2 separate regions of the Homo sapiens genome follow, and region 1 is linked to region 2. A link is a loop called in an ENCODE intact Hi-C map of the cell type or tissue named here. Cell type or tissue: mammary epithelial cell. All regions are shown on one strand. Each heading gives the region's core, and the rest is flanking DNA. Links, peaks and the distances in the headings are about the cores only. Region 1 overlaps FCHO2 (FCH and mu domain containing endocytic adaptor 2). Region 2 has its middle 35 kb from the start of FCHO2-DT.

Evidence for each region. Peaks named below come from ENCODE experiments on the same cell type or tissue, not always from the same donor. Only the 100,000 strongest peaks of a DNase experiment are listed, where the experiment ranks them.
Region 1: a loop joins it to region 2, with 6 times the contacts of the local background. A loop is called at or near these places in 3 of 110 quality-filtered maps.

The regions. Positions count from the first base shown.
Region 1 is chr5:73,030,003-73,032,934 of GRCh38, reverse strand. The region is part of intron 8 of FCHO2 (FCH and mu domain containing endocytic adaptor 2); the gene reads right to left. Among named protein-coding and RNA genes, the nearest start is that of FCHO2, 75 kb to the right of the region's middle. In mammary epithelial cell, for the core only: no CTCF peak of the experiment used is centred there; DNase peaks (open chromatin) are centred at 824 and 1,734; H3K27ac peaks cover 1,993 bases.
Region 2 is chr5:72,919,528-72,922,459 of GRCh38, reverse strand. No RefSeq gene overlaps it. Among named protein-coding and RNA genes, the nearest start is that of FCHO2-DT, 35 kb to the left of the region's middle. In mammary epithelial cell, for the core only: a CTCF peak has its summit at 1,577 (motif pointing left); no DNase peak of the experiment used is centred there.

The DNA.
Region 1 (2,932 bases), core at 267-2,766, 110 kb before region 2:
TAAATTACCAACAGCTTATTATATATTATTGGCTTTTCCAAGTACTAATAAAGCTTGAGAAAATATAATCGTCTGTTGAGACAAGAAAGGGTTTACCAAAAAAAGGCAATCAGGCATGTGGTTAGTCAAAAATTCTCCTACAGCTACACATCCACATAATTTCTACCCATTAACTATTTACAGAATCTCTAATGCTCAGGCCACACGCTTACTCTAGAGAGTAGAAAAAAGTAAGTACCATAAAAACAAAACACCAATGCCAAATTGCCTTGTTTACAAATACTAAATATATATTATCTAGAAGGACTTTTACATCATCATCTTAGCAAATATGGTACATACAGAAAAAAAGATTTGTAAAATCTTTGGATGACTTCATACATGTGAAAACAGTAAAGACATCTCTTAACTCCATAAAATCAGTCCCTTTAAACAAAATTCTCCTTTTTGTTCTCACAAAACTCTTTTCCTATAGTAAACATATCTTGATTTCTCTTATGTTTTCTAAACATCCTCTTAAAATCCATTTGAAATAGAAAAATGTCCAAAAAAAACACATTTTGAAAGATGCCAAATCACTTCAAATCAAAAAATATATATTAAAAATTTTAAATTGAGTACCATCCACACAAACTTTTCTATTAAAGATAGAAATAATGATTTCTGGCATAATAAAACTAAATACTACCTTTTTAAAAAAACCATTAAATCATGCATGAACAAGATTTTCTTTTACAAATGGCATATGCTCCACATGCCGCTTCACATGGCAAGGCTTTGCGTGCCTGGCTCAGTGCCAGTTGACAACTCAGCTGGATATCAATGCACATTCTGACCCCCCCTGTAGCATGTCACTTCTGAACTGTTTCACAAGTGGAAAGTTTATTCAGCATCTCCTTCAAATGCAGTCCACTGCCCATCATTCTGCTATTTAATCATAAGACAAGTTATTTTTTTTGACAGTACTAAAGCCAGAGTGAGAGTCTTAATGAATAGTTTGCTACAACTGGAATTTTAACTGTTTTAGACTCAATTAATTCTTTTGTCAAAATAAATAACTGCTCTTAGCACTTAAATTTTATGTTGGGTCACAAGGGCAATTTAGTTTGTATAAAAGCAAATAAAACCATTTTGGCTCTGTCTCCTGATGCTCTTTTACACATTATTTTAAAACACCACTATGAGTTCAATTAAACTCATAGAACAGAAGAACAGCTCTAAGAGGTCAATGATTCAAAGCAAAACAATTCTTAAATATGATGCTTTAATCATCAGGTAGGAATAAATAAATGCTATAAGAAAAGCCATCAACCTAAAGAATCCATTCAAACCTAATTTGGATTAAAACTTTGAAAAGATGTTACAAGAAGAAAAGCAACTTACTGAACGGTAATCTTTGATCACCACAAATGTTTTGTGGACTGAGGAAAAGTACAAAATATGTGAAATATTTAATTAATAATCCCTGTTGCTTCGGAATCAATCCTAAATCTCAGGCCATCAACAGGACAAGTTTTTAACATTAGTTAAAAACTGCCCTCAAAACTCAAATAGAAAGTCTGGGCTATTCAAATCAAGCATATTTCTGCTTCTAATCAGAGCTAAACACAAACACTCTCAGACATACACTAAAAGTTTAATAAAAGGAATGATGATAATGAAGGGGTGTGTGCATGTGTGCATGAGCAAGGAAAGAGTTGTGACTCATAACAATGGAAATCAATTACTACATTTTCAAGCTTGCTCCTGGGCCTGTGGAATGCAACACAGTCACATTCCCAGATGCCTGGGATGATAGGCCAGGCAAGCTAACACAAAAAAGAGAATCACACTCCAGTTTGTGGTGATATGCACAGGGTATAGAGGCTCAAATTCTAATTTGGATACTCTTTTTGAACTAGATGCTCTTTTTGAACCTAGGTTGTATCATTTATAAAAGGTAAATGATAACAAATATAGCATTTGCTTTCTCTCTCTCTCCACATAGCCTTATACAATTTTTTTCTTTTGCTAAACCATTTGAAAGTTGCAGACATCAATGACACTTCACTTCAGGAGTATGTGTTTTAAAAAAGGACTTGCTGAATCAATTTCCTCAATTCAGCAGTTTCAAACCTCATGAGAGACTCCTGGCGCAATGCTTCTAAACTATATTATGTATGAGAATCACCTGGAGAACTTGTTAAACCACAGACTACTGGGCTCCACTCCCACAGTGTTCTATTCAGAAGGTCTAGGGTGGAGCTCAAATATTTGCATTTTTAACAAATTCCCAGGTGATGCCACTGGTCCTGGAATCACATTTTGAGAAATACAGCCCTAGTAGACTCTGTGGCCACTGGTAGATATTTAATTAGTCTAGACAGTGCTTCTCCAATTATACTGTGCATACAAAGCCCAGAGCATCTTGGGATCTTATTAAAATACGGATTCTGATTCAGTAGGACTGGGATAGGATTTGAGATTCTCCATTTATAACAAGCATTCATGTAGTGTGATGCTATAGGTTCTCAACAATGGCTGCTAGTTACAATCAGCTGAGGAGTTTTAAAATATAGTGGTATCCACCCTGGACCAATGAAATCAATTTCTTGGCTGGGCATGGTGGCTCATGCCTGTAATCCCAGCACTGTGAAAGGCCGAGGCAGGCAGATCACCTGAGGTCAGGAGTCCAACGCCAGCCTGGCCAACATGGTGAAAACCCATCTCTACTAAAAATACAAAAATTAGCTGGGCATGGTGGAGGACCCCTGTAATCCCAGCTACTTGGGAGGCTGAGGCAGGACAATCACTTGAACCCAGGAGGCGGAGGTTGCAGTGAGCCAAGATCATGTCACTACACTCCAGCTTGGGTGACAGGGCAAGACTCTGTCTCAAAAAAAAAAAAAACAAAAAGAAAGAAAGAAAAGAAATCAATTTCTGTACATAAAAA
Region 2 (2,932 bases), core at 208-2,707:
ATTCAATATTAAATACAAAACTACAGGAATTTAACTTTCAGCCGCAAAACAAATTTGCTGTGGACAGAAAACGGATTAATTGAACAGTAAATGTATTTATTAATACCACACATCCCACCATTTATGTGCAAACTTCTGGTAGATAGAAAAATTTGAAATAGTCGTCTATTTTTTTTTGGCCAGATTTGCAAGTAAGATTAAATTGGTGGCTTTGGAAGATTAGAAAAAGTAACAACGCCAAATAAAACTTTCTTCTGATAATATGAAGATTAACTGGAATGGCAATTCCTATCAGAAAGTCACAGAAGATAGCTTAGTACTGATCTCTGGTGCAGCAGAAACCCTGAAAAATAGATATTAAATAACTCCATTTGGCTGGTTGCCAACAAACACTTGAGGAGCTCCTGTCTTTATTAATCATCTTTAATTTGGGATTATGACAATTCATTCCTTTGGCTGATGAAACTATAAGACTTAACCACATTAGATAATGGGTTAAGGACTAGTGGGCCCCTTGTTCCTTCATTAACCCTGAGTGACTGAATGTCTCTCTTGTTTCTTTCCCACTCCCGATGTGTGAGCCCAATCAGAGTGGGGAAATGCTCCGCACACCAACAGTGTGCAGTCTTGACTACCATCATCAGGACTCTATGTTGTGGCATAGCAAACCTCACAATCAGACAGAAACAAGCAACCATAAACAGATATATCAGGCCTTTGGACAATAATGACCTGTATCAGTCTGATACTTGAGCTCTGTGTTGGTAACAACTTACCTAAAAACGGGTGGCAGTGACAGTAGAGTATTTTTGTTAAAGCATGGGCTCTTGAGTCACACTGATCAATTATTTGGGTTCAAATCCTGGTTTCACTACATATGACTTATTTGCTTCTCTGTGAGCCAGGAATAATAGAACTTACCTCAGAGGCTGTCAAGATTAAATGAGTTAATATACATAAAACAATTAGACATGTCCTCATTCATTCAACAAATATTTACTGAGCATTTACTCTGTTTCAGGAATTGTTCAGGGCACTGGAGATACTTAAGCAAACAAAATACACAAAGCCTCTGACATCTTGTGAAGTGTACATGCTATTTTGTTATTGTTGTTAAAAGGGAACTTCAATTTCCCAAGAACTCTCTGGGTCCTTGCTAACTCAAAGTGAGTGAGGTCCATAAACAAACAATGAGGCATCACCTGGGAGCCTGTGAGAAACGCACAATCTCAGGACCAATCCAGACTTAATGAATCAAGAGATGCATTTTAACAAGATTCTCAGGAGACACACATGTACATTAACGTTTGAAATGTCCTGTCTATATCATAAACACTGTACTTGGACTTAAGGAAATATCTTGAAGGTTTCCTGCATTCCAAGGTGAGAATGGCATTGAAATTTTAAAACTGCTCTAAAAAATGTTTTCAAGATTATTTTCATGTAAAAATGCATGTTGAAGTAAGTGACCTTAAGGGGTGGAAATATGCTTATTATATGTATATGCCTTACATTCCTACAAAATACTGTTCTGATACTAACATTCCAGGGTTAATCTAGGTAAACGGCTCCCTCTAATGGAAATATTTTGATTTATACATCACTGGGTATAGCTTCAGCTTAGAGTCCTAAGAGAATCTCAAGAAAAATAAAACTCATTCTAAGAATCTTAAGGAAAATGTGCATGCCTACAAAGGACAAATAAACGATGAGGTTTAACAAAAACAGAAATGCTTGTAAAATCCTAGCATACATGGGAAAGATTTAGTAACCTTCAATTCCTTTCTTTTCACATATAAAGAGTGGGCCTTCCAACAAGTGCTAACTTTTAAACTGTAAGGAAGTGTTAAGAAGAGAGCATCTCAGATATACTTTCCTAGTTGGGAATATGTGCCTTCAAAGTGAAAAAGTGAAAGTACTTAAGGAATTTTGTCAGTAAAGATGACAAAATTTCAATGGTAAGAACGTCAATTACTTTTGCATCAATCTAATGTATTATCTGTCCTTGTAGAAAATATTGAATACTTGAGTTTAACAACAAAAGCTCTTATACTCTTTAGTTCCCAAGAATACTGGATTAGAAATGATCTTGAGTTAACACATCATATAATAAGTGTTGTTATAAATTTGCCTTTTTAGGATGGGCATGGTGGCTCATGCCTGTAATCCCAGCACTTTGGGAGACCGAGGCGGGTCAATCACCTGAGGTCAGGAGTTCGAGACTAGCCTGGCCAACGTGGTGAAACACTGTCTCTACTATTAAAAAAAAAAAATTAGCTGGGCATGGTGGCGGGCACCTGTAATTCCAGCTACTCAGGAGGCTGAGGCAGGAGAATCGCTTGAACCGAGGAGGCGGAGGTTGCAGTGAGCCAAGATTGTGCCACTGCACTCCAGCCTGGGCGACAAGAGCAAAACTCCATCTCAAAAAACAAAAACACACACAAAAAACAAAAAACTGCCTTTTTTCCCAGTCCTAGTTCTATTGTAAAAGGCAAACTTGCTAAAAAAAAATAAAATAAAATAAAAATAAAGATATGCTGCCATTGCATAGTAAGCAAATAGGTCTTCTCTGGTGCAACGAAGTTATGTGTGAAATGAGTATGTACCATTTAAAGAATATCCATGTGCCCACCACCCAGGTACACAGATGTTCATGATTGTATTCTCAGCTCTGCTTCAAAGATGTAACCATCTTAATTTTGTATTATACATGTATACATGCATCACTATGTATTTTTTGTTTTTAAACTTCGATATAAATGGCTTCTCTTTAGTTACAGAATTGAGACTGGCTTTTTTGGCCAAGCTCTATTTTAAAAATTTGCCCATTCTTTCGGGCATTTGGGTTATTCCTTTTTTTTTGCTATTACAATGCTGATATACATTGTTTCCTGGCACATATGTCAAGTTATTCTAAGGCATATATACACTG